2 separate regions of the Homo sapiens genome follow, and region 2 is linked to region 1. The links are chromatin loops, found by intact Hi-C in ENCODE. Cell type or tissue: Caco-2. All regions are shown on one strand. Each heading gives the region's core, and the rest is flanking DNA. Links, peaks and the distances in the headings are about the cores only.

Evidence for each region. Peaks named below come from ENCODE experiments on the same cell type or tissue, not always from the same donor. Only the 100,000 strongest peaks of a DNase experiment are listed, where the experiment ranks them.
Region 2: it touches region 1 in a loop (4-fold over the local background); 1 of 110 quality-filtered maps calls a loop at or near these places.

Annotation. Positions count from the first base shown.
Region 1 is chr10:28,493,359-28,509,976 of GRCh38, forward strand. It overlaps LINC02652 (long intergenic non-protein coding RNA 2652), which reads right to left and starts at 2,455. Exons shown (of 3, transcript NR_134496.1): 1 at 2,363-2,455. RefSeq lists an enhancer at 1-373. In Caco-2, for the core only: a CTCF peak has its summit at 9,923; DNase peaks (open chromatin) are centred at 9,093 and 9,963; H3K4me3 peaks cover 1,330 bases.
Region 2 is chr10:29,319,042-29,335,659 of GRCh38, forward strand. No RefSeq gene overlaps it. Among named protein-coding and RNA genes, the nearest start is that of LYZL1, 38 kb to the left of the region's middle. In Caco-2, for the core only: no CTCF peak of the experiment used is centred there; a DNase peak (open chromatin) is centred at 8,120.

The sequences.
Region 1 (16,618 bases), core at 7,341-12,340:
ATTCTCTGTAGTAAAGCAATTCAGATTTCAAGACCCCATGTGTGAGCAGATCAATGCTAAGCAGTAATGACAATGGAAGGATAAATACTGCCATTGTCAGCCGGGCGTGGTGGCTCACACCTGTAATCCTAGCACTCTGGGAGGCTGAGGTGGATGGATCACTTGAGCTCGGGAGTTTGAGAGCAGCCTGGCCAGCATGGTGAAACCCCGTATCTACTAAAAACACAAAAATTAGCCAGATGAGGTGGTGGGCGCCTGTAATCCCAGCTATTTGGGAGGTTGAGGCAGGAGAATGGCTTGAACCCAGGAGGCACAGGTTGCAGTGAGCTAAGATCATGCCGCTGCACTCCAGCCTGAGCGACAGAGACTCTGTCTCAAAAAAATAAACAAAACAAAACAACACAAAAAAACCTGTCCTTACCTTCTAGATAAGTCTTGGCATGAAGTCTATCCACTGAAGTAGTTTGTGACAAGTACTTGAAGCAAGTAGTTTGTGCATTTTTCTACATTTATGCTAATTATGTCTGTTTCAGAGTGGTAGTCTTTCAAAACAATATGATGTTTTTAAAGATATATCCACAAATCCTCTGATACTGCCTCCCTTAAGAGAAGAAACTTAATTCCTCTCTCTTTGTGTGAGAAAAAAAAAATCCAGGCACAGTGACTCATACCCGTAATCTCAGCACTTTGGGAGGCTGAGGCAGGAGGATCACTTCGGGCCAGGAGTCAGAGACCAGCCTGGGTAACATAGGGAGACCTCATCTCTACCAAAAATAAGATAAAAATTAGCTGGGCATGGTGGCATCCACCTGTGGTACCAGCTACTTGGGAGGCTGAGGTGGGAGGATCACTTGAGCCTGGAACGTTGAGACAGCAGTGAGCTGAGATCGCGCCACTGCACTCCAGCCTGGGTGACAGAGTGAGACCCTGGCTGAAAAAAAAGAAAAAGAAGAAAAAGACTGTAGATGTATCTATTTTGCTCTCTGTGAATGGGGCTCCTTAGTGTCACTTCTCTTCACTGTCTGACCATCTCTTCTGTCCTTCAGTTTCCACTTTAAATGCCTTTCCATCTGCCAAGCAGTCGGAGGTGTCCTTACCATACTTCCCAAGTCAGTTCACATCTCAGTTTTAGGGCTTGTATTGTGTCATTAGTCTGTTTCCAAGCCTATCTTCTCCATAGACTTGAGTTTCTTGAGGATAACCTCTGTTATCTTCAGGGCCCACCAGTGCTGGTCATACAGTGAGCTCTCCATGGACTTCATTGTGTGCATGGGTGGATAGATAATGAGGTGACAACCTGCCTCTCAGAGCCTTAACCACCCCCAGTTAAGCCATGAAACAAGGCTATGGTTTCCAGTTTGCACGACCTCCTCCCTAAGTTCATTGCCCTGGGCCTAGAATGAGGAGAATTGGCTGGTGCCACTTCTTTCCTTTTGGCTTTCCAATGGTTTTCTTCCAAGCTATAAGGCCTTGCTCTAGAGATTTTAAAGTATTAAGAACTGGAATACTGTTCTACATGTTTAGGTCAACAGAGTCAGTTGATCCATAGAATGCACATATTGGGTTTTTGTTTTTGTTTTTGTTTTTGTTTTTCAGCATTAGGTCTTCCCCCTTCTAAAGAATGATATGTGCCCCCGAACTCAGAAGTGATGTTTGATCCTAAATTACACATGCAAAACAAATTAGTTAAATAATGATTTAGTCCAGGTTCTCTGACAAGCAAATGCCAAAAAAGGATTAGCTGGATAAGAGATTAATTGGCGAAAATACTGGGGCACTGGGGAGGGATAATGAGAAGGAAACAAGAGGGTGATAGGAGAGCCATCAGATCATGACACACGTCTGCCCCCTGGGAAGACAGAGGGAAGGAGGGAAAGAAGGAAGGAAGGAAGGAAGGAAGTGAGGGAGGGAGGAAGGAAGAGAGAAGGGAGAGGAGGGAGGAGAAGGGAAGGAAGGAAGAATGGAAGAAACTGGAGACGGAAAGAGGAAAAGAGAAAAAGAGGGAGGGAGAAAGAAAGGAAGGAAGGAAGGGAGGGAGGGAGGGAGGAAGGAGGAAAGACAGGCCATAGACTGCCTTGTAGTTCTCAGAAAGTTTCAGCAAGGTCAAAAGGGAGTCAGTGAACCTAAGTTGCCCATTAGAGGAGCCCCTGCCTCCCAGGAAGGGGCCTCCTTGATATCCCTGCCATACTCAGTCACTGACTGGGAGCAGCCCACAGGAAGTGTGGCCTCAATCCTGGGCACACCAGCAGCTAGGGCTGGAAATAAATTATGCTTCCTGCAGTAGGAGATCTGAAAGTTGTATTCTCATGCTACTGCAGACAACAATTTGTATAACTCAGAGTTAACTACTCTCTGATCTTACCTGAAACAGTGGAGTGATCCAAGGCAAGTTTGGGGTTTAGTCCTCAATCATCCACCTGGGCCTTGTTCTCAATTCCACTAACTAAACAGAGGGTTGTAGTCACAGCATCCTAAATGAAGATTGAGAAGAAGGATCCACATTTTGCTAAAAATGTTAAGCTATAGCTCTGCAGCAAAATAATTCCTGCTTTCATTTCAAAAACAATAGATGTATTACTTTTCTTCTGCTTCTGCAAGACACCGATTCGAGAGGAGTGTTGGATGCCTGCAAACAGGCAAAAACAAAACAAAACAAAAAACAAAACAAAAAACCCCCCAGGTATCCAAAATCTAGTGACTGTTAGTCCAAAGTCTTACTTTTTTTTTATAGACTGATTTATGGATCAAGAAATCTTCAATTTGCCTTTGCTACCAAATGAGGCCACCTTATCATGGGTCATCTTTACCTCCATGCCCTAGCCCTGCTAGGGGACAGTGTCTCACCTCGACTAACAGGCGTTCAGTTACGCTGACATCAACTAGATTAAGAGAGTTGGCTCTTGCCCCAGTGAGTTGACTGTTTAGGAAGCCAGTGTTTGCAAGAGGCCTTCTTTGCAGAACTTGCTCTGCTAAATCTCTCATTTGGGGAACATTTGTAAACATTTATTATTTACTTTTATTTTTAGAGGCAGGGTCTCACTTTGTTGTCCAGGGTGATCTTGAACTTCTGGCCTCAAGCGATCCTTTTGCCTCAGCCTCCCAAAGTGCTGGGATTATAGGGGTGAGCCACTATCTTGGCCCTTCATCTGGGGAACCTTTTCAAAATGTCCATATAAACAGTGGTTGGATCTGGTGCAGACAAGCAGTCTTTGGAGGTGATGAAATCTGGTCTTGCATTCTAGCTCTACCACATTTTTGTCAACAAAGGCAGGTGACTGGTAGATGTCCAAATGTCAGACCTTTGGAAGAGCTCCAGAAGAAAGGGGAGATAATGCCAGAAAGGTCTAAAAGTAGCTGTTGGAATTTGGTCACAGAAAGTGACGTGCAGAGGAGCAACTCATTCACTAGGCTAGATGGAATTGGGGAGATAGAGGAGAGTCCAATTTGCAGGGAACGGGGTCAGTGAGGCATAGGAAGAAAAGCCACAGTCAGGTTTCTGATGTACCAAGGTGGAAGGCAAGGACTCAGGCACAGAAGTCTAAATAAGGAATCAACTTCCTGGATATACTGGGGAAACAGGATCAGATGACCCAGTGTTGGGCTGAAGATCTTGTTTCTTATCCACCACATACAGAGGATGTGAATTATTCCAGAGTCTGAGCTGGAACTTTCCTACTTTACAGATAGGGTTAAGCAACCCTAGATGCAAACTCCCAGGGTTCAGAATTAGGTAGACCACAATCTCCAGAAGCTGGATGTTTACATGTTCAAACTTTAAGATGATAATTTCTATAATAACAATAAATGATAGAAATAGAAAGTTCACAAATGTCAATTTACTTGAAAGTATAAGAGATATTTTAAAAAGAAATAATCCAATCAGGGCTGGGTGTGGTGGCTTACGCCTATAATCCCAGCACTTTGACAGGTCGAAGCAAGTGGATTGCTTGAGGACAGAAGTTCAAGATCATCCTGGGCAACATAGTGAGACCCCCGTCTCTACAAAAATTTTTTAAAAAATAGCTAGGTGTAGTGGTGCACACCTGTAGTACCAGCTACTCAGGAGGCTGAGATAGGAGGCTCGCTTGAGCCCTGGAGTTTGAGGCTGCAGTAAGCTATGATTGCATCACTGCACTCCAGCTTGGGCAATAGAGTGAGATCCTGATGAAAGAAAGAAAGAGAAAGAGAGAGAGAGAAAGAGAGACAGAGAGAGAGAAAGAGAGAGAGAAAGAAAGAAAGAACGAAAGAAAGAAAGAAAGAGAAATAAAAAGAAAGAAAAGAAAGAAAGAAAGAAGAAAGAGATAGAAAAGGAAGGAAGAAGGAGAGAGAGAGAAAGAGAGGGAGGAAGGGAAGGAAAGAAGGAAGGAGGGAAGGAAGGAGGAAGGGAAGGAAGGAAGGAAGGAAGGAAGGAAGGAAGGAAGGAAGGAAGGAAGAAAAAGACAGATAACACATTGGGATTCCATTATCCAAAAGGGACTAAAATAGGATCATGGAATAAATACAAATCAGCCTGTACTCATGTGTTATCAATAGGGCTGAGAAATTCTCAGTCTTCATTACCTTTTGACAACTGATGAGAGTGAACAGTCCTCTAAGATTAATGATGCACTGGCTGCCACTGCCATGCACAATCTAATCACTAAGTTAATGCTTTACCAAGAGGAATACTGCATATTTTTTTAAAGTACATATTAGAAAAAGAAAGCAGATTTGGAGAGTAAGATTCTGCTATCTTATTTCTTTTTCTTTTTTTTAATAGAGGGAGTTTCACTCTTGTTGCCCAGGCTGAAGTGCAATGGCGTGATCTCAGCTCACTGCAACCTCTGCCTCCTAGGTTCAAGTGATTCTCCTGCCTCAGCCTCCCGAGTAGCTGGGGTGACAGGCATGTGCCACCACACCTGGCTAATTTTGTATTTTTAGTAGAGACAGGATTTCTCCATGTTGGTCAGGCTGGTCTCGAACTCCCGACCTCAGGTGATCCACCCGCCTCAGCCTCCCCAAGTGCTGAGATTACAGGCGTGAGCCACCGCACCCATCATGTTTTGTTTTGTTTTGTTTTGAGACATGATCTCACTCTGTCGCCCAGTCTGATGTACAGTGGTGTGATTACAGCTCACTGTGGCCTCAGCCTCCCAGGCTCAAACAATCCTCCCACCTCAGCCCCTCCAGTAGCTGGGAATACGGGTGCACCCCCATGCCTGGCTAGTTTTTACTTTGTTTTTGCTTTTGTTTTTGTTTTGTAGAGATGGGGTTTCGCCGTGTTGCCCAGGCTGGTCTCAAAGTCCTAGGCTCAAGTGATCCACCTGCCTCAGCCTCCCAGTCTTATTTCTTTTCAGGTACTTAACACTCTATTTGGTAAATTTCATAGAAGCATTTCTGGATTATTTCTTTAAATGTATTTAATCCTCTAACAAGTTTCATAGGCAGGAGGTATTCTAGTCACATAAATATATAAGTTTAATGCTGTCTTTATTTTTCTTCAAGTTTGTTTTCCAAAAGTGTGGACAATTAGGTGCATCATGCAGCAATCCCATGGTTCTTCTGAAGGGAAACATAACCTTTTATTTCCCTTAAATACATAGGGGAAATTATTAAACAATTGTAGCTAAGACTAAGTCAAGGGAATTCAGGACTTAGGAGAATTACACTGCCTATGTGTTCCGTACTTTATACCTTTCTCCCTGCCATGTAAAAAAAAAAATTATGTGCAGAATAATCTGGCTAAAATAAGCAACTGAAGGAAGCATTGATGGGCAAACAAGATGGAGAAGAGAAAGAAGTTTTGAGAGACAAGTGAGTCAACAAGGCATGGCTTTGACGGAAGGATTCTGAGGCCACATTCCAGGTGGATTTTCTTTTTTTTTTTTAGATGGAGTCTCACTCTGTCACCCAGGCTGCAGTGCAGTGGCGCAGTCTTGGCTCGCTGCAGCCTCTGCCTCCCAGGTTCAAGCGATTCTCCTGCCTCAGCCTCCCGAGTAGCTGGGATTACGGGCACCCACCACCACGCCCGGCTAATTTTTGTATTTTTAGTAGAGACGAGGTTTCACCATGTTGGCCAGGCTGGTCTTGAACTCCTGACTTCAAGTGATCCTCCTGCCTCGGCCTCCCAAAGTGCTGGGATTACAGGTGTAAGCCACTGTGGCCACCCTCCAGGTGGATTTTATTTATACGTGTCTATCGTTGCCTGAAGTCCTTTCTTAGTAACATTTTACTACACCACATCTCTTTCCCTACTTACTGCCTTCGTGAGTCCAACTCTTGGCGTCTATAATAGTTTGGCCTCTATAGTCTTGCAGGTGATCATTTTGGTGTGATTTACTGAGAAGCAGCTCTGTGCACAAGCATTTTCTTTTCTGCTAAGTCTGGCCTGTTTCTAGGGTCCCCTCTTACTGCCTCCAATCACAAATCTCACTGATGGTTAAGACAATGAATTGTATTTTAATGAGGTAGGGATCAAGAAACCCTGTTTCTAGCTGTGTTATCTGTGACAAATCATTTATTCCTTGTGCTTCAGTTTCCTGTTTATTAAAATGAAGATATTGGACTAAGTATCATTCAGTTTTAAATTTTTGTCTCTAGATGTAATAGGTGTCCTTTATGAGTAAGGCAGGTGTTTGTTAGAGTTTGACATTGTAATGCCAAAGGTTCTTGCCTTAGCCATGCCAAAGGATTGGTGTGGCGGTAGCCTGTGACGAGAGAGACAGGGATCGGACCGAGAGAAAAAGAGCTGTAGACTTTATTGAGCAGAGTGACAGTACAAAGCTTCCACAGCGTGGAAGGGGTCCCGAGTGGGTAGCCAGTGTTAGATTTTTCATCACCTTTTAAACTCTTTAAGGCCGGAAATACGTGGGATGGGAAGATGTTACCAGAGCGAGAAACAAAGACAATTAATATGTCTCAGATCTTGCGAACCGGAATTGTAACTTAAGTTTTATCTACTTTATAACCTTGCAGCAGCATGGCAAAGGAGACAGGATCTCACAAGACCTTACAAATTGTATTTACAGGGAATTGGAATTGGGAGCATAGATAAGGTCTGCTGGTCACAGAAAAACGGGTTTTTTAACATTCCTTTTAGTTTCAGGGGAGGAGGAAGGGAGAGAGGGAGAGAGGACACAGGGAAGCTTACAGCAAAATTTTTAGTGTTCATAGCTTTCCTGGGGAAGAAAACACATGCACAAATTCTGATGTTAGGAATATTTTAAGCATATATCTTCAATATTATTCATCCAGGACCAAAGTAAGTCCTGATGCAGGAAATGAGTGAGTTTCACAGCTTTCTCAGCCCCTACGACCCAGGAAGCCCAGCTAGCATCTCTGCTCAGTATTTCCACTGAGAGCTAGGCTGATGAGAATAGTGCAGAACTGTGAGTACATTAAAAGAGCACAGCCGGGTTCAGTGGCTTATGCCTGTAATCCCAGCACTTTGGGAGGCCAAGGCAGGGAGATCACAAGGTCAAAAGATCGAGACCATCCTGGCCAACATGGTGAAACCCCGTCTCTACTAAAAATACAAAAATTAGCTGGGTGTGGTGGTGCGCACCTGTAGTCCCAACTATTCGGGAGGCTGAGGCAGGAGAATAGCTTGAACCCAGGAGGTGGAGGTTGCAGTGAGCTGAGATCGTGCCACTGCACTCCAGCCTGGGCGACAGAGCAAGACTCCATCTCAATTAAAAAAACAAAAAAAAAAGATCTAGCAACTGCTACTCATATAAAGAGAAGTAAAATGTGTTTGCTGGAAACTGATGCTTCCATTTTGAAGTGGGTGGGTAAGAATTCTTAATCATCGTGGATTCATTTAGACTCAATTCAGAGTTAATATATTTTAATTTTACACTTTCATTAGTTACTTTTGTTATTTATATGAGCCATTTATGAAATGAGTATCCAAAATCAGCTAACTTCTTCAGATCATTGTTTTGTGATAGCTAATAACTTTCTTTTTTTTTTTTTTGAGACGGAGTCTCGCTCTGTTGCCCAGGCTGGAGTGCAGTGGCACGATATCGGCTCACTGCAAGCTCCGCCTTCCATGTTCATGACATTGTCCTGCCTCAGCCTCCCGAGTAGCTGGGACTACAGGCGTCTGCCACCAAGCCCGGCTAATATTTTTGTATTTTTTTTTAGTAGAGACAGGGTTTCACCGTGTTAGCCAGGATGGTCTCTGTCTCCTGACCTCGTGATCCGCCGACCTTGGCCTCCTAAAGTGCTGGGATTGTAGGCGTGAGCCACCGCGCCCGGCCTTTTTTCATTATTTATTTAATCAAGCTATGAGTAGGAGTTTATATTAGTTATATTTCTTATGGAAGGTTTCTTAGAACGTTACCGCAACTTTTTTTTTCTTTTAACTTTTTTTTTTAGGTTCAGGGGTACATGTGCAGGTTTTGTTATATAGGTAAACTTGTTATATAGATAAACAGTACAAAAAAGTTGGTACAGCAACTTTTTTTTTTTCTGAGACGAAGTCTTGCTCTGTTGCCCAGGCTGGAGTGCAGTGGCACGATCTCGGCTCACTGCAAGCTCCGCCTCCCGGGTTCACGCCATTCTCCTGCCTCAGCCTCCTGAGTAGCTGGGACTACAGGCGCCCGCCACCACGCCCAGCTAATTTTTTTTTAATATTTTTAGTAGAGATGGGGTTTCACCGTGTTAGCCAGGATGGTCTCGATCTCCTGACCTCGTGATCCGCCTGCCTCGGCCTCCCAAAGTGCTGAGATTACAGGCGTGAGCCACCACGCCCTGCCAGTATGGTGTATTTTCAAAAGGAGATAATTTCTTCCCATATCTGAGGGTTTACCCATTTAAATTAGTTTAGCTACGAATAACAGTAAATGCAAAATTACAGTGGTTTATCAAAAAAGCAGATTACTTTCTCACTCACGTTAAAAATCTCTCTAGGGAGGTAGTAGTCTCTCTAGAGGTGACGCGCCGTCCCACGATGCCAGGAAACCGGGCTCTTATCTTTGGCTCTATCATCCTTAGCACATGGTTTCCACTCATAGTCTAAGGTGCGTATTCACGCTCCAGCTCTCACATTCACAATGTAGCCAGAAAGGAGAAAAGCAGGCGGGGCGCCGTGGCTCACGCCTGTAATCCCAGCACTTTAGGAGGCCGAGGCGGGTGGATCATGAGGTCAGGAGATAGAGACCATCCTGGCTAACACGGTGAAACCCCGTCTCTACTAAAAATACAAAAAATTAGCCAGGCGTGGTGGCTGGAGCCTGTAGTCCCAGCTACTCGCGAGCCTGAGGCAGGAGAATGGCGTGAACCCGGGAGGCGGAGCTTGCAGTGAGCCGAGATCGTGCCACTGCACTCCAGCCTGGGCGACAGAGCGAGTCTCCGTCTCAGAAAAAAAAAAAAAAAAAAAAAAAAAAGGAGAAAAGCAGAAGAACCTTTTCCCTTTAAGGATAGTTCCTGAAAATTCCACGCACCACTCCTGCTTATATCCAGCTGGACAGACATGGCCACGTCAAGTTACAAAGGAAGTGGAGAAATACAATCTTTTTCTGGACAGAGAGAGGCCCACTAAAAACTAGGGATTCTACAAAGAAAGAATGGAGAAAAAATATTGGGAGAAAGCCTCCTTTTGACAGAGCTTTTATATTTGTAGTGTTCCACAGGTAAATTTATTCACTTATATAAACGGGTCAATCTTCTTTCGAATATGAAAGTAACTTGCATATAGAAAAACATCCAAAATTTATTTTAGAATTTTGCAGATGAAATCTAGTTTTTCAAATGTTAATTTAAGATGGCCTGTCTTTTTTGATACAGGTAATGTATATTCCTTTTTCTGGAAGTATACTTTGTGATTAAAAAAAAAAAAAGAATCAAAGCCAGATGGAAAACAGCATTGTAAAAGGAAAGAATTCAGTACTACCGCACAGTTTTATACCACCTGGCAAGCAGACAACACTAATATGAATTTGGAACCCTGCCGATGGAGTCATATGCCCCTGCTGGGCTGGGCTGCTAGGACAAGCACCTGCCTATATGTGCCAAGTGTGCTCCCTGCTACGTGCTTTTAATGCAGTGGCCTAAAGGCACATAATGCAGGCCAAAGGTGGGCTTGAAAGAATACTCTCACAGAAGTCACATTATCCCAAAGTGATAACAAGGTTTGATTAATTAGGAAATACTGGACATTTATATGAGTGGAATTATCATATTTCCTCAACACTCTCTCTTTACAGACACTAATGCTTCATCAGCTCAACATAGCATCCATGTCCTCAAAACCTTCCATCACAGTTTTAAACATAAGACTCGGTAAACACAAACAAACAAACATCTTTCAAACATGCATATTCAGATACTATCTTCATAATTTGAATTCCTGCAAGATAGATCAATGGAGTCATGCAGGCTACAGATTAATCCAACGTAGCAACGAATTACTAGGCACCCAATTTTCATGCAGTATTTGAGGAAATATGATAATTCCACTCATATAAATGTCCAATATTTCCTAATTAATCAAATATTGTTATCACTTTGGGATGATGTGACTTCTGTGAGAGTATTCTTTCAAGCCTCAAACACTTATGTGAGACTTCTGTGAGAGTATTCTTTCAAGCCTCAGGACACTTACCGAGTCTTATGTTTACTATGATGGAAGGTTTTGAGGACGTGGATGCTGTGTTGAGCTGATGGAGCATTAGAGTCTGTAAAGAGAGAGTGTTGACAGGGGTAATGATTGCCAGCTGCAGGGTCCAGAGAAACCCTACATTAACAAGAGACAATTACAGAAAATATTAGAAACCTCTAGGATTCTACAACACACTCTATTATTAAGCAAATTTTGCTTTACCAAAGACCTCTAGATAGGTACCATTTCTCTAAAATTTAGGAGAATAAAGGGCCCCAAGAAACCACTGGCAGGCTTTCCTTCTGCTTCATTTCAAAGACAAATCGCTGAAGGATAATACAGAAGCCTCTGAGGCAATGATAAGCCATTAGAAGCCAAAGAGCTACATGTAGCTTACCTAGTGACACTATTCACTGGCAAAACAATTGCAAGAATAAGAAACCAAAGTAGAAGATCATTGTATTCACTGATTAATTTGTGTTTGACCTGAGAATTAATACTCCTGCTTCTATACTGGGGCTGCGGAAGTTGCATAGTGCTCCAGGATTTGGTCAAGAATGAAAGCTTCCTAGATACAGGTGGCATTTGGGACTGAAAAACAGCATATAGGACAGCAATGAATAAGGAGCAAGAGAACGCGCACGCAGAAGGAAAAGATTAAAGAGCTGCTCCCATTTCTTTTTTTTTTTTTTTTTTTTTGAGTCTTACTCTGTTACCCAGGCTGGAGTGCAGTGGCACAATCTCAGCTCACTGCAACCTCTGCTTCCCAGGTTCAAGGGATTCTCCTGCCTCGGCCTCCCAAGTAGCTGGGATTACAGGTATCTGCCACCACACCTGGATAACTTTTGTATTTTTAGTAGAGACGGGGTTTCACCATGTTGAGCAGGCTGGGCTTGAACTCCTGACCTCAGGTGATCCACCCACCTCGGCCTCCCAAAGTGCTGGGATTATAGGCGTGAGCCACCGCAGCCGGCTGTGCTTCCATTTCTAAACTATCTCTTTCTTGGAGAAATGTTGCTAGTTTATGCAGTTTCTAATATTATATATTAAATAACAACCACAGCCTGGCCAACATGGTGAAACCCCATCTCTACTAAAAATACAAAAATTAGCTGGGTGTGGCGGCATGCACCTGTAATCCCAGTCACCCGGGAGGCTGAGGCAGGAGAATCGCTTGAACTCGGGGGGTAGAGGTTGAAGTGAGCCGAGATCGTGCCACTGCACTCCAACCTGGGCAACAGAGTGAGACGCTCTCAAAAAATATTAAATAAATAAATAAGCAAAAATAAATATATAAATAACAACCAACCATTGACTCACAAGAAAACTGTGACTATAGTATCTTGGTAACAAACAGATAAAATTATGAAAATGTTTTGAAATATGAATCACCTTTCCTATTAAAAAAGTGCTTACCATTGTCTTAAGGTTTTGTACAGCACATGTACTGTTTTGTAAAAAGAAAGTCTGCACAGCAAAATGATTTGGATAAACCAAGGATCTGAATATGTAGGTCCTGGACAACTGTTGTTGTAGCACTGTAACTCCCTGGCCAAGCACGGTTGCATCACACATTAGTTGGATAACAGGTGCTTCTGTTTTGGGGTAACTTCCTGGCACAACAGAGCCCCACTGCTTCCTTTTTGGCTCCAGCCTGCTGTATTGTAATATTACCAGGGTTGCAAAAGAAAAGCCTAAAATGGAGACCTAAATGCAATGTTCTATCTGTCTAAATTTTTAATCTGTGAGTAAAAGAACAGATAACCATGCCATGCAAATTACATTAAATATTGTGGTTTGTGAGCAGGGATTGGTTAGTACCTTGAGGCCATCTGTGCTGTATGTCTCGTTATCTGTTTCACATGAGACATATTATATTACGATTCAGATCGTATTTTAAGTTACATGGATAATAGTTCCTAATGGTTTTTTTTAAAATTGTGGTTGAATATATATAACATAAAATTTACCAGTAAAACCATTTTTTTAATGAACAGTTCTGTGGCATTAAGTACATCCATGCTGTTGTGCAACCATCACCATCATCCACCTCCAAAACTTTCAAAATCATATCAAACAGAAACTCTGTACACATTAAATAAGAACTTCCTGCTCCCCTCTCCCTGCACCCCTGGCAACCACCATGCTACTTTCTGTCTCTATGAATTTGACTACTATAGGCACCTCACATAAGTGGAATCATACAATATTTGTCCTTTCATGATGACATTATTTCACTTAGAATAATAACTTCAGGTTTCATCCATGTTGTAGCATGTGTTCAAGCGATTCTCTTTTAAAATTTAAAAATTTACTTCTCTTTTAAGGCTGAATAATATTCCATTGTATGTATATACCACATTTGTTTATCCATTTATCCATCAACAGACACCTGGGTTGCTTCCACCTTTTGGCTTTTGAGAATAACTTTGCTATGAACATTGGTGTACAAACATCTGTTAGGGTTACTGCTTTCTTTTGGGTTTATACGCAGAAGTGGAAATGCTGGATCATATGGTAAATATATTTTTAAATTTTTGAGGAACTGCCAAACTGTTTTTCATAGGAGCTGCACCATTTTATATTCCAACCAGCAGTGCACAAGTGTTCCGGTTTCTTCATATCCTCACCAACACTTGTTATTTTCTGTTTTGTTTTTGTTTTATAATAGCCATCCTAATGAGTGTGAGGTGGTATCTCACTGTGGTTTTGACTTGCATTTCACTTGTGACACTGAGCATCTTTTTATGGGATTATTGGCCATTTGTATATCTTCTTTGGGAAAATGTCTATTCAAGTCCTTTGCTCATTTTTTAATTGTTTTTTTTTGTGTGTGTGTGTGGTTGAGTTGTAGAGAGTTCTTTATATATTCTGGGTAGCAATTCCTTATCAGATAGATGATCATAAAGTGTTTTTCTATTTTTTTTTTTTTTTTTTTTTTTTGAGACAGTCTCGCTCTGTCGCCCAGGCTGGAGTGCAGTGGCGTGATCTCGGCGCACTGCAAGCTCCGCCTCCCGGGTTAATGCCATTCTCCTGCATCAGCCTCCCAAGTAGCTGGGACTACAGGCGCCCACCACCACACCCAGCTAATTTTTTTGTATTTTTAGTAGAGATGGGGTTTCACCGTGTTAGCCAGGATGGTCTTGATCTCATGACCTCGTGATCCGCCTGCCTCAGCCTCCCAAAGTGCTGGGATTACAGGCATGAGCCACCGCGCCTGGCCAATCATAAAGTGTTTTTTTGTTTTGTTTCGTTTGAGACGGAGTTTCGCTCTGTCGCCCAGGCTGGAGTGCAGTGGCACGATCTCGACTCACTGCAAACTCCACCTCCCAGGTTCAAGCAATTCTCATGCCTCAGCCTCCTGAGTTGCTGGGATTAAGGCGCCTGCCACCATGCTCAGCTAATTTTTGTATTTTTAGTAGAGAAGGGATTTCACCATGTTGGTTAGGCTGGTCTCGAACCCCTGACCTCGTGATCCACCCGCCTCGGTGTCCCAAAGTGCTGGGATTACAGGCGTGAGCCACCGCGCCTGGCCAATCATAAAGAGTTTTAAGGGAAAATTAGGTCTCCAATGAAGACTGAGTAGCAGTAGAAGACACAGAGGGGTGAACACAAGCTTTGTGTGAGTGAAACATACCAGTAAGCAGATTTACTGGGGAAGGAACAAGTACAGACCAGAGAATGCCAGGGTGCAGAGTTTCAATCTTTCACTCTCAGGCAGAGTTGCCCTTTCACTTTGCTTCTTATCTCCCTTAGCGTGGGGGTCTGGAGTTACCTCGTGTCTGCCCCATTTTTCTCAGACCCCTAACTACTACATCAAAGACCCACCCGAGACAGACTAATGATTTGCTTTCTAGCAATGTTTCTCAAACTTCCTTCACTTAACAATTTTTGCCATCTTTACATATGTAACATTTTCTTAACACTTTTCTTTAAATCAACTCAATTTTGAAAATTAAATTTATTATTTTATTTTTGAGATGGAGTCTCAGTGTGTCACCTAGGCTGGAGTGCAGTGACACGATCTCGGCTCACTGCAACCTCCGCCTCCTGGGTTCAAGTGATTCTCATGCCTCAGCCTCCTGAGTAGCTGAGATTACAGGCGCAAACCACCATGCCTGGCTAATTTTTGTATTTTTAATAGAGACGGGGTTTCGCCACGTTGGCTAGACTGGTCTCGAACTCCTGACCTCAGGTGATCCTCCTGCCTCGGCCTCCCAAAGTGCTGGGATTACAGACATGAGCCACCACGCCTGGCCACTAAATTTATTTTAAAAGGAAACTTTTTATTTATTTATTTATTTATTTTGAGACGGAGTTTCACTCTTGTCGCCCAGTCTGGAGTGTAGTGGCTCGATCTTGGCTCACTGCAACCTCTGCCTCCCGGGTTCAAGCAATTGTCCTGCCCCAGCCTCCCAAGTAGCTGGGATTACAGGCGCCCGGCACCACGCCCGGCTAATTGTTTGTATTTTTAGTAGAGACAGGGTTTCACCATGTTGGGAAGGCTGGTCTTGAACTCCTGACCTCAGGCAATCTGCCTGCCTCGGCCTCCCAAAGTGCTGGGATTACAGAAGTGAGCCACTGCAGTATTGTAAATGGAAAACCAGAATCAGGTGCCTTTTCAGGCACAACAGATTACAAACATCAGTCACTCCTTTGTCATCTAGGAGATTTCTTACTGTTGATACTAGATAAGCACGTCCCTTTCCCTAACAGAGAGCATCTGCTAGCATGCCACAGTGGGGCCATTTAGTGAACAGAGGTGCTATTCAATAGACAGTTTGCACTTGTGCAAAAGTTTGTGCCCAGGAAGTAGAGAACAGCTGATAGTGACATGGTACCATCTCAAATGTTTTTCCTTACCATACTTTGCTGTAGCCTACATAAGACCTCTTGAGATTTTATTCCTGGGGGAAAAGCCACAGATTCCCAGAGGGTTCCCTCTGTATTTGTGAGTGAAGGGGGATAGAGGCCTAACTGGCTCAGCTGTCAGTTGACTGGAGGTAATTGTTTAATTCAGTAGTTCTCAAACTTTGTGGCCTCAAGATCCCTTTGCATCCTTAAAAATTATTGAGGAATACAAAGAGCTTTTGTTTATGTGGGTTTTATCTATTTATATTTACCAATTAGAAATTAAAAGTGAGAAATTTAAAACTATAAATTCATTTAAAATAAACTAATTACGTTATAAATATTTTCATGAAAAGTTACATATTTCCGAACAAGAGTGGCTTTGTTTACTTTTTTGTAAATCTCTTTTAAGATGAGACTTAATGGAAATCAGCTGAATTCTCGTATCTGCTTCTGCATTTAATCTTTTGCAACATTACATGTCATGAAGCCTCTGGAAAATGACACTGCCACACTCATGAAGGAGTGGAAAAGCCAAATTATGTTTTGCTATTATTACGAAAAGTTTTAACTTCGTAGATCTTCTCTGAAAGTGTCTTGGCCACTCCCAGACCTGCTTTAATTCATTTAGAGGTAGCATAGTATGGTGGGTTAGAGGGTAGATCCTGCAGTCCAAATGCTGAGTGCACACCCCAGCTCTGCCGCTTTTATTACCTGTTTGACTTTGGCCAAATGATTTAACTACTTTATGTCCCAGTTTCCTTATTTGTAGAGTGATGGTAATAATGAGGTGATACACATAAGGGTATGTAACAGTGAAATTAGAAAAATAAAGTAAGACCTTGAAAGAGAGGTACATATGGGTGCTCAGTCTAGCCTTACACTGAAAGTTCAATGTTATTTGTATTTCTTACTTTATATATGAGATTAAACATTTATTACTGGCCATCTGTATTTCCTTTTCTGACTCATCTATATGTTAATATATTCTATCTACTTTTTGTTGAGTTGGTATTTTTACTAATTTTGGGAGTTCTTTGTATAGTATATGGATTAACTTCTTGATTCTTTTATGTATTGTAATTATTTTCTCCAAATCCATAACCTAACTTTTAACTTTATTTATATTTTTCATCATAAAGAAGTTATAAATTTGTATGTGTCAAATCTATCAGTGTTTTTCTC
Region 2 (16,618 bases), core at 5,968-10,967, 820 kb after region 1:
GTTTTCGACTCTGCTGACAGTCGATCAAAGCTAGTTTCTGCTTCTGAGACATTTTAGTGGCTGCCAGGAACTTAGAATTTAGAAGAGAAAAAAGAAGAGGAAAGGAAAAAATCTACAATGGAGCAGTCTGCGCGGGCGGTGGGGAGATTGCTGGTAAGATGAGAGTCTTTGAGGAATTGGGATTTTTCTGTGGACTTTGGAGCTCCTCGGGGCCCACCATGAAGACCAACATGGGGCCGGCAGCGCAGGGAAAAACACCCTTGGGAGGCCCTTTGAACACAGCTCACGTAACCACATTTGAGGAGAGACAACGGGAGGGACGGTCCCTTGTGCCAGTCGAGGGACAGGGCTGGAACTGTGGTTCCAAACCCTGGCTGCACAATGCGATCATCAGGACACTTCAAAAAATGCAGATGCCAGGCCTGGCTCAATTCAGTTAAATCAGGCTCCCTGAAGGCAGGGTCCTGATGCAGATATTTTTTTAACTCCCCCGTTAATTCTAATGCTCAACCAAGGTTATGAACCCTGAGTAAGAGACTTAACGGGACCCTGCTGAGCACAGGCTTCCCCTGGGCTACAGTGCCCCCTCTCCGTCACCTCACTGGGAGAAGAACATCAAGGTCACCCACCTTCTGGCTACAGTGAAGACTCAGGAAGTCGTTCCTCTCCGATAGCTGAGAGTCAATACAGGGACCTCAAGAGTGGAGCCTCATCATCAGAGTAACCTGGGGACAACAGAGGCCAGAACACACACAACACTCAGCAAGTATTCAAAGGCCAGGCACGGAGGCTCATGCTTGTAATCCTAACACTTTGGGAAGCCGAGGTGGGAGGATTTCTTGAGGACAGGAGTTTGAGACCAGCCTGGGCAACATGACGAGACCCCCCTCTCTACAAAAAGAATTAAAAGAATTAGCCAGGTATGGTGACTCACACCTGTAGTCCCAGCTATTGAGGAGGCTCAGACAAGAGGATCTTCTGAGCCCAGAGTTCAAGGCTGCAGTGAGCCATGATAGAGCAAGAACCTGTCTCAAAAAAAAAAAAAAAAAAAGCCCACTAAAACCAATTTTAAAAACCCCCAAATATGTGAGTAACTGTGCCAGGCACTATGCTATGCAAATGGTGAGCATAGCCAATTGGTTGATTCTGCAGCTCTGGGTTTTCTCTGTAGGCAGGGGCAGGAGAACCAGCTATACCCTGAGGTCTACAAGTCCAGAGAGGGCAAAAGCACAATTTCCAAAAAGCTAAATCCAAGACTCTTTATGCAAATATAAAATGAACACATGTCAAACACTTTATCACACTCACTAATTAATGAGGAATCAGTAAGATCTTAATACCAGTTCAGAGAGATCTGAGGAGCTAGGTATTTATGGGCAATTAACAAAAGGAATGTTAGGGTACGATTACTGGCTAGTTAACATCTTACAGGGAAATAAACTATAAACTACGGAGTTGTTTTTGTTTTTCCTGCCAGATAGAAATTATTTTCATCTCTACCAAAGAAAAATCTAAAACTTAACACATAACTTCCCTAAGTCTAGGAATTTTAAACAATAGTTAAGAGTGTGTTGAACAAAGTGCTTTTGCCCCTGTATGACACTGTAAGGACGTGAAGCCTACAGATTTGCCTTGAGGTCTCACTCTGCTGCCCAGGCTGGAGTGCAGTGGCACAATCATAGCTCACTGCACCCTCGAATTCCTGGGCTCCAGCAATCTTCCCACCTCAGCCTCCTGAGTAGCTGGGACTACAGGCACAAACCACCATGGCCAGCTAATTTTTCTATTTTTTGTAGTAATAGAACCTCACTATGTTGCCCAGGCTGGTCTCGAACTCCTGGGTTCCAGTGATCCTCCCTCCTCGGCCTCCCAAAGAGCTGGGATTACAAGTGTGAGCCACTGCACCCAGCCAGTCATTTTTCTTGATAGCAAGAGACAGATGACGAGACCACAGAAATATGAAGAAATATGAAGGTGATATTGCACAAGAAAACTCAAAATCTATGCAATTACAAACCAATAAAGTATAGGTGCTGTCTGATTATACTGAGCCACGCTAAGGGGTCACCCACACATCAGCTGTGGCCCTGTCCCCTCAACATCCTGGGCAGAATGACTCAACCTTTTATAAGGGAAGCCCAAGGTCTTCTGCAAGATTCCTGAGACCTAAAAAGCTTACATTTTCATGCTTTTCTCTGGCTCTGAGCCTCTGCTTCTGCTGAATTCGTTCATTTAAAAATCCTCTCCTCTCCTTGCTATTGTGTCACTGACAGGAAAGGGGTCTCTTTTCTTCATTTGGACAATACAGAAATAAAATTAAACCTTCCACAGAAGATATTTATATGGACTTTCCTTAGAAGGTTTAGGAAGACAGAAAGATCTAGATTTCCAATGCAAAAAACTCAGACAAGAGAAATTCCTGTTCCCCAAGTGTTGCTTCTCCTCCTGCTCCCCTTCCGGGGTTTTTCCTCTTCTTTTTTCTCTCTGACCAAACACCTGTTTTCTTTTATTCTGTTTTTTGTTTGTTTGTTTCTTTTTATCATCTTGGCTCCTAATTATTCAGGTGCTCAAAGTTTTATCTTCTCTTTAAGCAGTTGATGAAAAAGTGCTCTTAAAAAGAAGTTCGATCCCACCTGTAAGAAAAATTTTGGTGCCAGCAGATAAGAAAGCAAAATTTCCCCCCACATTTATAGTAAAACATATATGTAATAGAGCCCTCCTCCCACCCCCACTTCCCCCACACCCCTGCTCACTCTGTCCCAGCCCCGCACACCTGGGATCTAACCTGTTCCCCACACGCCCAGAATCTAACCTGTTTCTGGCACAGCCAGCAGCTTCTTGTTCCTCTCACAGGTCCCCGCTCAGTGGCCACAGTCTCAAGGCGAGAACCGTGGGAAACTCTCCTAGGTGTGAAATGAAAGAAGCACCAAAACACGCAGTCATCAGGATCAACAAGGTTTTAATGCATGATCTATTTGCAATATGCGATGCATTAAACTAATGCAAAAACTCCATGATGAACAAAAAGTCAACATTTCAAAGACAGGACCAATATTACTGATTTTTTTTTCTTTTTCTTTTGCTCCAGGTTTGAATGTGGCTCTTCACAGCACTATGAGTGATTTTCATTTCGTTTTGAAATTTTTTTCTTTTTTTTTTTTTTTGAGATGGAGTTTTACTCTTGTTGCCCAGGCTAGGGTGCAATGGCATGATCTTGGCTCATCGCAACCTCTGCCTCCTGAGTTCAAGCCATTCTCCTGCCTCAGCCTCCCCAGTAGCTAGGATTACAGATGGCTGCCACCACACTGGGCTAATTTTTGTATTTTTTTTTTAATTTTTATTTTTAGTAGAGACAAGGTTTCACCATGTTGGTGGGCTGGTCTCAAATTCCTGACCTTAGACGATTCGTCAGCTTTGGCTTTCCAAAGTGCTGGGATTACAGGCATGAGCTGCCGTGCCTGGCCTATTTTGAAATTTTGATATTTTCTTCATCATGGGGTTTTTGCATTAATTTTGATTTTTAAAAAATAATGCCTTCAAATGTTATTTATCTTGACTCCTGAGTTTTTGGACACCCCCTTAAACTGTGTGCTAAGGCTTCACCCTCATCCCAGCCCTGGAAGTATTCTAATCAGGGTGGAAAATAATGCTACTTGTCCTTTCTGAGCAATAAGTAAGGGAGGGAAGGAAAGGAAGGAAGGAAGGGAGGGAGGGAGGGAGGGGAAGAGAAAGAAAGAGAGGGAGGGAGGGAGGGGAAGAGAAAGAAGGAAAGAGAGGGAGGGAGGGAGGGAGGGAAAGAAAGAGAGAGAGAGAAAAAGGAGGGAGGGAAAAGGAAAAAAGGAAGGAAGGAGAGAAAGAAAAAGAGAAAAGAAAGATCTTTCTGAGAGATAAAAGGTAGAGAAGTGGAGTGGGGCTTGTCACACTGACTTAGCCAGAAACAGCAGACAGTAAGCAGTATTCCTAGCAGAGCAAGCTGGCAGGAGAATCTGTTAGGCCCCAGTCTCATCTAAAAATAGTGAGTTGTGATGGTTCTCACCCCTGGCGGCACAGGAGAATCGTCCAGGGAAGTTTTTAAAAATACTAATGCCCCGGCCCTCCCCACAGACTAAAAAGTCAAAACCTCTGAGCATGTGGCCATCAGGCCACTGTCATTTGCCACCAAGGTCATGAACCCCAGGCTCCTTCCAGTTCCAATATTCTGGACTGTCTCTGTTTTCTCTGCGGCTGCTCTTGGAGGGATCAGTAAGGTCGCTTTTGTAAACTCCTTAAAGAAACCTTTGAGAACCTGAAAACAACAATAACGATACACTCCCCTCTTTGGCAAAATGCTCATTTGGCACACACACAATTCAGTTTCAGGAATCCCACAGCCCCCTCCTCACTCTCAGGAAGCCACCAATTGGTTCTAAATTAAAAATTCCTCATCTATTTTAAATAGCATCCAAAAAATCTTGATTCTTCATGTGTGACCCCATGCTAAGTGCTGCATGAAGGAGTTTATCTGGACCCGTTTCTCTCTCTGGAAGCTAAGACACAGCTGGCGGGGTGGACTGCGGTTCCTGCTGCCACCTCTTGAACTTCCTTCCACAGTTTTCAGAGCACACGCCTCAGTCTAAGGTTCCTGCTCCAGACTGCGGTCAGACTCACCTGAGAGCTTTAAAAAAATATTCCTGCCTGGGACCCACCTTCAGAGACCCTTATTTACTTAATCTGCAATGGAAATGGGCATTTTTTATCATTTATTTATTTATTGAGACAGGGTCTTGCTCTGTCACCCAGGCTGGAGGGCAGTGATGCGATCATAGCTCACTGCAGCCTTGAACTCCAGGACTCAAGCCATCCTCCCGCGTAGACAGGACTACAGGCATGCCACTGCATCTGGCTAATTTTTTTACATTTTTTAAAGGTATGGGGTCTCATGTTGTTGCCCAGGCTGGTCTTGAACTCCTAGGCTCAAGCGATCCTCCCACCTCAGCCTCCCAAAGTGCTGGGATTACAGATATGAACCACTGCACGTGGCTGACATTAGCATAATTTAAAGCCACACTGTGCCTCTCATGGGCAGGCAGGGTGAGAGCCCCTGTCAGTCATGCGGTGGGAGACACAGAGGGCTGCTCCGGGACAAGGACCTGCTGCACAGGTAAGCTGGCTTGAGGGGGCTTGCTGATCTAATCACTCCCAGCTGTAGGCCCAGCTAAATGGGTGGTTTTAGAAGCTACTTAAAGTTTAATAATCCAAAATATAGAGTGCTTTTACAACAGTGTAACAAGAAGGGAACTGGCCAGGGAATGAGAAACCGAGGGTTCAGGTCCTGGCCATGCTAACGATTTTGTGACCTTGGCCGAGACTCCCACACCCCGGAGCCTGCCTCCTGCACCGGCAGTTAAGTGCACAGCCTACTGCACTTGGCAGACATCAGGTCAAATCCCATCTCTGCAGCACAGCGACTAACTTACCCTGACTTTGCCCTTGTTTGATCGTCAAATAGTATTACCTCATGGGGTTGTCATGAATATCTAAGTGCCCAGCATAAAATGGATAGCAAGTGCTCAATAAGTTTTTGTTATTATTATGATTCAGCTCAGCAAACCTCAAGGAGCCGTTGTTAGGATAAACGGAGTAATATATATGCAGCCCCTAGTTAACTGTGAAGTACTGTACGGTGGTGTCACTGTCGTTGACCTTGTGGCTTTCACTAGACTGAAGCCAGGACAAGAGTTTGTGGATTCCAGACTTCCTGGAACAGAACTCATAGTATCTTACTACCCCCACCTCAATGCTTTCAGAAAGCTTGTTTGAGATCAGAATTTGAAGCTGGGCACAGTGGCTCATGCCTGTAACCCCAGCACTTTGGGAGGCTGAAGCGGGCAGATTGCTTGAGCCCAGGAGTTGGAGATCAGCCTGAGCAACATACGGTCCCTATCTCTACAAAAAGATAGGGTCTACAGGTAGACCTAAAAAAATCCAAAAAAAATTAGCTAGGCATGGTATCGTGTGCCTGCAGTCCCAGCTACTAGGGAGGCTGAGGTGGGAGGACTGCTTCAGCCTGGGAGGCAGAGGCTGCAGTGAGACGAGATCGTGTCACTGCACTCCAGCCTGGGCATCAGAGTGAGACCTTGTCTCAAAAAAAATTTTTTTGAGAGAGTTCTGGAACAGTCGCATCCTAGTCAGATTGGGTACCACAGTCCGTTTGGCCAAGGAGTCTTGTAATGTTTGGTAGTTGCTTTCTCACATGAGGCTGAATGAAAACCCAGCTCTTAGGTTCTGTGCAAAGCACAGGGCGACAGCAGTAATTGGACTGAATTGGTTAAATTAGAAAAAGAAATCAGGTGAGTGTTACCTTATTCTGGATATTTAAAATGCTCCCACAGTGAGGCCTAGCAGAGCTTGTAGGCATCTGAAATACTTAAGAGGCATAGCTCAGAAACTATAGACATCGCCATTTGCTCTTTTGTGTCTTTCCAGCGAGTGCTGACAAATGCAACCTGAAAAAACTCAGTTCCTAAGATTCCTGGCCTTCCAGTGAATATGCAGTGTTGGGGCATGTGGTTCCCTGATCAGTTAAAGAAGAATCTGTCCATTTCAGAAAGCAGACTGGAAGCTGCTTTCATCCAATCAATGAAATGGTGCTGCCTTTATTGGCATAGTAGTATGCATTGCACTCACAAGTTCAGACATCCAAGTCGTAGCTTGCTACCTGCTTGAATAAAGAAAAGGAAAGAGGAAGAGAGAAAAAATCCACTAAATTCTCAAAAGTACCTTGCAACACTGAACATAAAGTGTTGGGGCCATGGTATAATGGTTTGTCAGCTGAAAAATCAAAATTTTCTACACACAACAGATTCATGGGCATTGCAGAGGGTAACAACTAATGACATAATAATAATAATACCTAATAAATGTTCTTCTATGTTGGAAACACAGCTAAGGACTTTTCATTCATTAACTGAATATTCTTAACAATCCTATGAAACTAATCTTATCCTATTTTACAAATGAGAAAACTAAAGCCCAGAGAGTTTAATGAATTTGCACAAGTTTAGTTGATTAACCTAGTTAATTAACTAATAAGGTTAGTCCATTAGTTCAAGTAATTCAATTCCAGGTCTTTCAGATACTAAATCTCTCTTCTTGACCATTGTACTATGCTACCTCAATACATAGCCCAAAACAGAGTTCACCCAGAATTTTAGCCTCCCATTCCCGAGGAAATGTGAACAGTTGGAAAACATGTTGGAAAGAATATGGAGGGGTATTTTTCTTTCTCTCTGGGACCCTTCCCTCCTTGTACCAGAGAGTAAGTAACAAATAACCAAAGGGCGAGCAACAGAAAGAAGGGACCAAGGAAGAAATCTGAATTGATCAAGAGACAATTGTGCAAAGTATCCTGAACCAAATTCGGAGATGTTCCAGAAAGTTTACACACTTAGAGTCTCTACCCAGTTACAAAACATTTGTTAGCAAATGTTCATGCTGAATGAAGGACACACATTTCTCAACTGTATTCCTGACTTTCCTACCTGCTGACTTGGTAATTTCAAAAGACCTAGTATAGCTATGGGATATATTTCTCATGACCAAGTAGGTTCCATAATTTTATCTTAATACATCAACCATGTAATATTTTAAACTACTAGAAAAGCCTAAAATGGGAATGCGAAATGGCAAAAGAGAGTGGAGGAGAGAAGAGACAGCAGTTCTAACTCAGCCTTCCAAAAAGACTTTCAAAAAAGAAATATTCTAGATGAGGCCAGGAGAAGCCATCTAGAGTGGCACTGAAGCTCCAAAGAGTTCCACAAAGAGTGAATCAATTGCATTTATGTGCTTTGGAAAAAACAAAAAGCCCAAACTTGGGATTTCCTGTTAGCCCAGAGCAGCGTGGCTCTATCCCTAGGACTCAGTGGCTCCCAGTGCAAAAGCCGGTTCCCTATGTGAGTTATGTCCTGCGTTTGACCATCTGATCCGCATTTTCCCGTGGATTAATAATTTGACCACTCTGGAAGTCTTGCTGTGTGTACTGAAACCGTCTGTTAACTCTCCTGTGGACTGCTGGGTTTGGTATTTAATCTTCAACAGGAATTTCAGAAGGTCAAAGTCCCCATCTGAGAGGAGTGCCATGCAAGTAATGAAACCAGGCAGACAAGTTCACCCTCAAGGAGATGGAAGTCTTTGAGTGTGGTTGACAAAAGACCTTTAGACCATGGGCATTTGGGGCCTGGGGTAGAGCGAACGGAGAAGAAAATTAGCTTAGGGAGAGATTCTTAAATCAGTGGGAAAAAAGCAAAACATGTGACATGTGGAGTTGCAAGCTTCTGGGAAATTTGGTTTCTATTAACTGCACAAGCAATAGTTTTGGTCATTGTTGTTGATGTTGTGTGTGTATGCATTACGTTTAATGGGCACCCAGTGCAATGGCAGTAATAAAAATGGAACAGAACAAGTATGTGAAGGAATTAAAGCTAGAACTTACCAGTGTAAGTTTATTTCTAGTTGATTTTTGAAAAAAATAAAGCCAAATATTTGCAGGTCCCAGGCGCTCTGAAGTCTGTAGTTTCCCACCCTTACAGACAGCACCCCATGGTGTGTCAACTTTCTCATTTCAAAGTCCAAAGCATCCTAAAGCAAACATGAACCTCACAGTGAAATGGCCTCACTCTGATTTACACATCATTATTTCTCCAACTGTTGATTTAGTCCAGTCTTCCCTGATGGCATCTTCTAAAGGAAAGCTTCTTCATATTCTTCCCCAGGAGACAGTCAAGGCTGTCCACGGACAAGCGGGTTGAGACAGCATATTCCGTGCTGAATCTGAGGGCATAAGAAATTTGCTTGTGCTTTCTCCTATTTCAGTTCTGTAACCTCCATTCCAATGCAGTCATGTGAATCGTTTGCTTCTTTGGGTTAGTAATAGATGTTGCCGTTTATTGGCCACGTATATACTCAGCCCTCCCCTTATGGAGAGGCAACTGGAGAAACTGAGGTCTTTATCCAATGACCTGCTCCATGCCAGCATTTCTGTAATTGGGGGTTGGGACATCTGAGCTACAGGAACTTCTGAGAGTCCTAAGGCGGTGAGATATTGCTATAGTGACCACCAACATCAATGTTTGAAACATTTATAAAATAATAATAGTAGCTACATATAACTAAGAACTCACTATACCAGGAATCTTTCATACATTACCTTTATTTCTCAGACAACTCACCCTACATAGGAGGAGTCTAAGGCTGTAGACATTCAGGAAGCTTGGAAAGACCTTGCAGGTGGTAAAGGGCAGAACCAGAACTTGCATCCATGTATCCTTTTGACTTTGAAGCCTGTTTTTCCCTGGACCTCAGGGATGAGATAAGATGCCCAGCATCTATCCACTTCTTCACGCCTCCTCACACTCTTCCTTTTCTTATTCTTCAGCTCAAAGATCTGAGGTAGTATCAAGAGAGGACCATCCCTGGTGGGGGTCAGTGGCTCATATCTATAATCACAACACTTTGGGAGGTTGAAGCAGGAGGATTGCTTGAAGCCAAGAGTTCAAGACCAGACTGGGTAACATAGCAAGATCTCCTTCTCTATTTAAAAAAAATATATTTTAAAAAAGACAGCTGGGAACAGTGGCTCACGCCTGTGATCACAGCACTTTGGGAGGCCGAAGCAGGCAGATCACCTGAGGTCAGGAGTTCAAGACCAGCCTGATCAACATGGTGAAACCCCGTCTCTACAAAAATACAAAAAATAGCCAGGCATGATGGCAGATGCCTTTAATCCTACTTACTCAGGAGCCTGAGGCAGGAGAATCACTTAAACCTAGGAGGCAGAGGTTGCAGTGAGCCAAGATCGCGCCATTGTCCTCCAGCCTGGGTGACAGAGTGAGACTTCTTTTCAAAAAAAAAAAAAAAAAAGAGGGAACCATCCCTGAAAGTCTTCAAACAGTTGGTTAGCAGCTGTGAAACTTATGTGACTCCACCTTAAAATGAGGTGGTTTGTTTGATGTCTACCATTCGTACTGAAGGATAATTTGGAATATGGATAATCATAATATTTCTTATGGAAGCAGTCATGACCTAAAACTCTGGCAACTGCCATTGCCCTGGCGTGCTTTCCAAATGAGAACAGAGAAGATGCCTGGGATGACTTCCCACATTCCTGAGTGAGCTGCATGCTCGTGGTCTACTGCTTACCCCAGGTCATCTCTGCAGCAGCTCAGCAGCACCTTCCATCTACTGCCCCAAACATCACCCACATTTTGGTCTCCCCCACCTCCTCCCATTTTTGCAAAGCCAATTGGCTCTCATTATTCTGAACCAATCTTGCCTAGCTGTGTAACCACCACTTGAGAGAAAGTTAATTTTATACTCAGTGCATTTACTTCTATTTGAAATAGATATTAAGGGCGCTCTGCTTTCTAAATTCTCCCCAAGTGAAACAGAGCTCTCTATGAGGCCCCTGAGAACAACAGAGCATTAACACAATTCCTGCCCTGAAGACGTTGTGTCTCCTCTTAGGTCAAGAGCCAATAAGCACATAATTGGCCCTTAATTGTATGAACTGTATTCCCGGTGCTTTTCACAGCACATGGCATTGCGTAAGGGTCAACATGGCTTGCTGATTTATGTGTTGATCTCTCTCTCTCTCTGTGTGTGTGTGTGTGTGCGTGTGTGTGTGTGTGTGTGTGTGTGAAGAGAGAGAAGGGGATTTGGCAGTGATGGGAGGCCACAGCAAGGGGGGCACCAAGAATTAGATAACTCCTATAATCAGTGTTGTTTACTATTCATTAGCAAGAGAAAATACAATTGCAAGAAAATCCATTTATGATTATAGAGGAGAATGGAACTATGCATTCCAGATTTTTTTCCAACAAAACATTCAGACACAACTTACATTCACACTTTTCCCCTAGAAGTAATAATTAGCAAACAGCTGTCAGAAGGTTTGTTGACAACCTTTCTAATGTCAATGTCTTTCAAAAGACCCACTTCTTTGCAATGCCTCCACCCACCGGCTGGCTGAGGTCAAAGGAACATGGAGTGCGCGTGTGTATCTATGCCTGTCTGTATTTTCCACCATATTCTTCTTTCTCTTTCTCCCTCTTCCTTCCCCTCTTATTATTGTAGCATCCAGGTTTTGTCAATTATCAAACACTCAAACACTACATACACACATCCTTACATAAAATAATTCAATGAAGTGAAAAGAAAGTCCCATATCTTCCTCTCTGTTAGCACCATGGGTTAATGGAATGAACACTGAACTTCGGAATCAGAGACTTGGTTTCAAGTTCTAGATTCATTCACTTGCTAACTGTGTGATGGAAATTAGTTTAATCTCTGCAGTTGACTCCTCTGTAAAGTAAGATACTTAACTCATGGCATTATTCTTAGGATTAAAGAAACAAATGTGAATATGAACAAATGAACATAGTTTCTGATGTTCAATAAATACTCAACATACATTTCATTCCTGTCTGGTTTTTCCAGTGGCAGAAAAGATAACACACCAAAACCTTAGCCTGTTCATCAGGAAAGCCTAGACTTCAGATAAAGAACAAATGGAAGACTTGTTTAGAACACTGGCTCCAGTTTTTTTTTTTTTTTCAGTTATAGTTCCTAGCTCTATCCTAATGGATGATACTAATTTTGGAGAGAGTGAAGATTTTTCTGAGAGAAGAAGACATTCAAAGCTGATCTCTCAACAAGGGATGGCAGTATTTCCTCCATCAACATTATTTGTGCCTATTTTTAAATGTTATTTTAAAATAGCCATGGATTTTGCTATTGATTAATGAGTGTCACGGAGAATTGATCTGGTGTTTCTTCTCATTATCAAAGAGAATAAGAAGGAAATTTCCCCTTCCTTCTCGCATCAAGTATGGCTAAGCCTTTGGGTTTGGAGTTTTGGGCTCAGTTGCCCCCCTCCAGCCCCTTTGAGGTGGGACAAGATGGAAGGCCCCAGAGGAAGAGGGACAAGGCCTACTCTGGGGTCAGACTGAGAAAACCAAAGAAGTTGGTTTTAACACATGGCGGAGACACATTGTTACTCTGATGGGGGCAGTAGACTACAAGGAGGCCTGAAGACCAAGCACGGGTCTGACATCACCAGCAGAGCTGCTGCCTTGGAAAAAACGTGGAGTATCCCAAGCACAACTCTACTCATAAACCACAGACTCAGTTTGGGTTTCACCAGTTTCTCCACTAATCCTTTTTCTGTTCCAGGACCACACTGGATACCCCACTGGATTTAGTCATTGTGTCTCTTTAGTATCCCCTAATCTGTGACAGATTCTCTGTGTTTCCTTGTTTTTCAGGACCCTGACACTTTTGAAGAGTATTGGCCAGATATTTTGGGGACTGCCATTCCCTCTGGGTTTGCCTGGTGTGTCCTCATGATTAGGCTGTAGGAAAGGCTTTCCCCTTCTGACACACGCAACGACGTGGATGAAACTTGAGGATATTACGTTAAGTGAAATAAGACAGTCACAAAATGGTAAATACTGAATGATTTCACTTGTATGAGGTACCTAGAGTATGATTTCAAGTATCTACTCATACTGTCATAAATGGCTTTTGATTGTCATCTATAAATGGAAATGCTACCTCCTATAACCTACATTCCCACATGATCCAAAATTTTGGTGATTCATTATAGCACACAGATCTATAGTAGATGGTCAGCTCCAAAAGGCAGGAACTGGGACTTTTCCCTCTTATATCCTTGGCCCCTACCACAGTGTTTAAAAACTAATCATTAAGTAAGTAAGTGAGGCCACCATGCCTAAACCTAGCTTGCTGGGTATGTGGCAGACTGGATATGGAGGTCTTCCGTGGAAGGGCAACCAGCAGAGGCCCTGAAACCAACACAGGTCACCCGGCCCAACCTTAGTTGCCATATGCCACAAGCCAGCATTTCTCAGCCTTTATTGCACAGAGAAATTCCTGGCCAATGAACTCATGAGTCGCCTCACTGTTGAGACCCCACACATGCCAGGGTAGAGGTGGTGTGGTATTCTCAGCCTGCTAACCTGTAAGTCTTCTCTTCTCTACCCTAGGCCTGAAATCACACTGCTGCATGGAAGGAGCATGGCATTATTTGGGGAAAACATTGAATCCGTTCTGTTTCAGCTGAGTGATTTTTAAGTGTATGTGCTCTTTCGCTTGCAGTCAAAACTCACAACTGACAGGACTCGCCCAAGAATCTTGACCCTGTGTTTGTAAAGCTCTGATCTGGGCAATGGCTGCTGTGCTCTCAGCTTCTGAGATGAGGGTGCACAGGCACCTGGTCTTTGGAAGGGAAGCATGTTAGCTGCCAATTTTGCTCTATGAAGGATAAGACACTTGTATTGAGGAAACTATGGCTTAATAGTTTCATGGGACAGACTCCAGGGGAAAAGCCAGGAGAGGCAGCTACAGCAGACACAGTACATCCAGGTTAGGAAAACCAACCAGGCTGTACCATTATAGAGGGGCCAAGTAAACACTCAGCCGACTCCAGGGAGACTTGGATTAAACCCAAGTGCTCTGCAGCCATCTGCAGGAACCAGGGAATTGGGAGGCTCAGGTGGTGGAGAGGATGGCACTAAAACCTCCAGAACTTGGATTTAGATTCTGTTCAAACAAATGGGACACCACCATCATTGTAAACCACAAATGGTGTGAGCCAGAAGTTAACTGTGTCCTGAAAAAGGAGAAAAGACAAATATCTCTGGATCAAACATTTTAGTACATTGTGGAGGCCAAGTGTGGCAGTGAAGGTCTTCGAGGATGTAACGTTCATAACTCATTGCCTAGTCTATAGCTTCACAGCATGGTGGGCCCTGCCTGCCCCAGGCAGAAGTGACCGACAGTGACCCCAGTACAGAGCCCCAATCAATCAACATATGTTTATTGACTGTCTACAGCATGAAAAGAGTTTGAGACAGACCTAAACTCTGGAAGTCTGTAATGACAGGCAGTATTGTCTAGGTCACGCCCTGCCCACCTAGCAAACCCCCTCCCTCATCTCCAACTACTGAAATCCGACCCATCCTTCAAGGTCATGTCAAAGACAGTCTTCTTTGTAAAGCCACTTTTGATTCCATCCCCAGCCTCATCCTTATAACTGTGATCCTTCCTCTCTTTGAACTTCTCAGAGAATTTAGTTTCTACCTCTATGATTACACTTATCACAATCTGCTTTGGAGGAGCAAAGCAGATTGTGATATTAGCAGAATATTTTTTTTCTTTCTTTCTTTTTCATTCTGTTTTTTTTTTTTTTTTGAGACAGTTTCTTGCTCTGTTTCCCAGGCTGGAGTGCAGTGATGTGATCATAGCTCACTGCAACCCCTGCCTCCTGGGCTCAAACCATCCTCCCACCTCAGCCTCCCAAGTAGCTGGGACCACAGGCACGTACAACCACATCTGGCTAATTTTTGTATTTTTTTTTGTAGAGATGGGGTTTCACCATGTTGCCCAGACTGGTCTTGAACTCCTGGGCTCAAACAATACACCTGCCTCAGCCTCCCAAAGTGCTGGGATTACAGGCATGAGCCACTGTGCACAGCTTGGAAAAGCTATTTTAAAAAGAGTCAAACTTTCAACCAGGTTATAAACTCCTTGAAAGCAAGATGATGCTTATCAGAGTTGCCCCTGCAATGCTTGGCAAAGGGGCCAGCACAGAGCAGATATTTGTTGGTAACTGGACAAGTATTAATAGGTGAAGGTTAAGGATGATGAAGAAAAACATTCAAGTATAGTTCTTACTTCCTTTCCTGTACGGACACCAGAAACACAGTAATTTAAGGGCCTCCGATGCTGAAATTAAAGTTTTACTGTTGTCAGAACATTTTCCTTATTTATATGGCAGGTTAAAATTACCAAGGTATCATATTTTCCAAGAAGAATAACAAGCACTGGACTAAGAGTTGAGAGGCCCAAGACCTAACCTGGGTTTTGCCACTAACTAGTCACATGGCTCTGGACAAGGCACAATCTCAGAGGACCCAGACCTCTACAGTATTAAGGACTCTGACTAACTCATCTCTATGGTTTTACAGCTTTGTAATTTTGTGAAACTATTTCATATACATCACATCCTCTAAATTAAGATGACCCTTGGTTCTTTACGGAAATACTAGAAAAGCAAAGCCAGCTATCTGCTTAAGAAAAAAAAAAAATATATATATATATATATATATAGATAGATAGATGATAGATAGATAGATACATAGATACATAGATAGATAGATAGATTTAGCCTTCAAAACCATGGATCAAATATTATATCATCTGAGAAGCATCTCTGTCCCTTAGATGTGATTGCTCTTTCTTCTGTTCTCCTGGGGCATCTATTTAGTGTTATAGCAGAAATGGAAGTTGGATGGTGTATATATATATATATATATACACACACACACACACACACACATATACATATATATATATACACACACATATATATACATTATATATATACACACACACATATATACACACACACACACACACACACACACACATATATATAGGCTGGGCATGGTGGCTCACACATGTAATCCCAGTACTTTGGGAGGCTGAAGTGGGTGAATCGCTTGAGGGCAGGAGTTTGACACCAACATATCAAAACCCCATCTCTATTAAAAATACAAAAATTAAGATGGTCGAATAGGAACAGCTCTGGTCTGCAGCTCCCAGCGTTATTGATGCAGAAGATGGGTGATTTCTGCATTTCCAACTGAGGTACCTGGTTCATCTCATTGGACTGGTTGGACAGTGGGTGCAGCCCACAGAGGGTGAACTGAAATAGGGCGGGGCATCACCTCACCTGGGAAGCGCAAGGGGTTGGGGGATTTCCCTTTCCTAGCCAAGGGAAGCCATGACAGACTGTACCTGGAAAATCGGGACACTCATGCCCAAATACTGCGCTTTTCCAATGGTCTTAGCAAATGGCACACTAGGAGATTATATCCCGTGTCAGGCTCGGCAGGTCTCACACCCATGGAGACTTGCTCACTGCTAGCGCAGCAGTCTCAGATCGACCTGAGAGGCAGCAGCCTGGCAGGGGGAGGGGCATCCGCCATTGCTGAGGCTTGAGCAGGTAAACAAAGTGGCTGGGGAAGTTCAAACTGGGCGGAGCCCACCACAGCTCAGCAAGGCCTGTTGCCTCTGTAGATTCCACTTCTTAGGGCAGGGCATAGCTGAACAAAAGGCAGCAGAAACTTCTGCAGACTTAAACGTCCGTGTCTGACAGCTCTGAAGAGAGCAGAGTTCTCCCAGCATGGTGTTTGAGCTCTGAGAAAGGACAGACTGCTTCCTCAGGTGGGTCTCTGACCCCCGTGTAGCCTAAATGGGAGACGCCTTCCAGTAGGGGCCAATTGACATCTCATACAGGCAGATGCCCCTCTGGGATGAAGCTTCCAGAGGAAGAATCAGCCAGCAATATTTGCTGTTTTGCAGCCTCCCCGCTGGTGATACCCAGGCAAACAGGGTCTGGGGTGGAACTCAGCAAACTCAAACAGACCTGCAGCTGAGGGACCTGACTGTCAGAAGGAAAACTAACAAAAAGAAAGGAATAGCATAAATATCAGCAAAAAGGACATTCACACCAAAACCCCATCTGTAGGTCACAAGCATTGATGCAAAAATCCTCAAT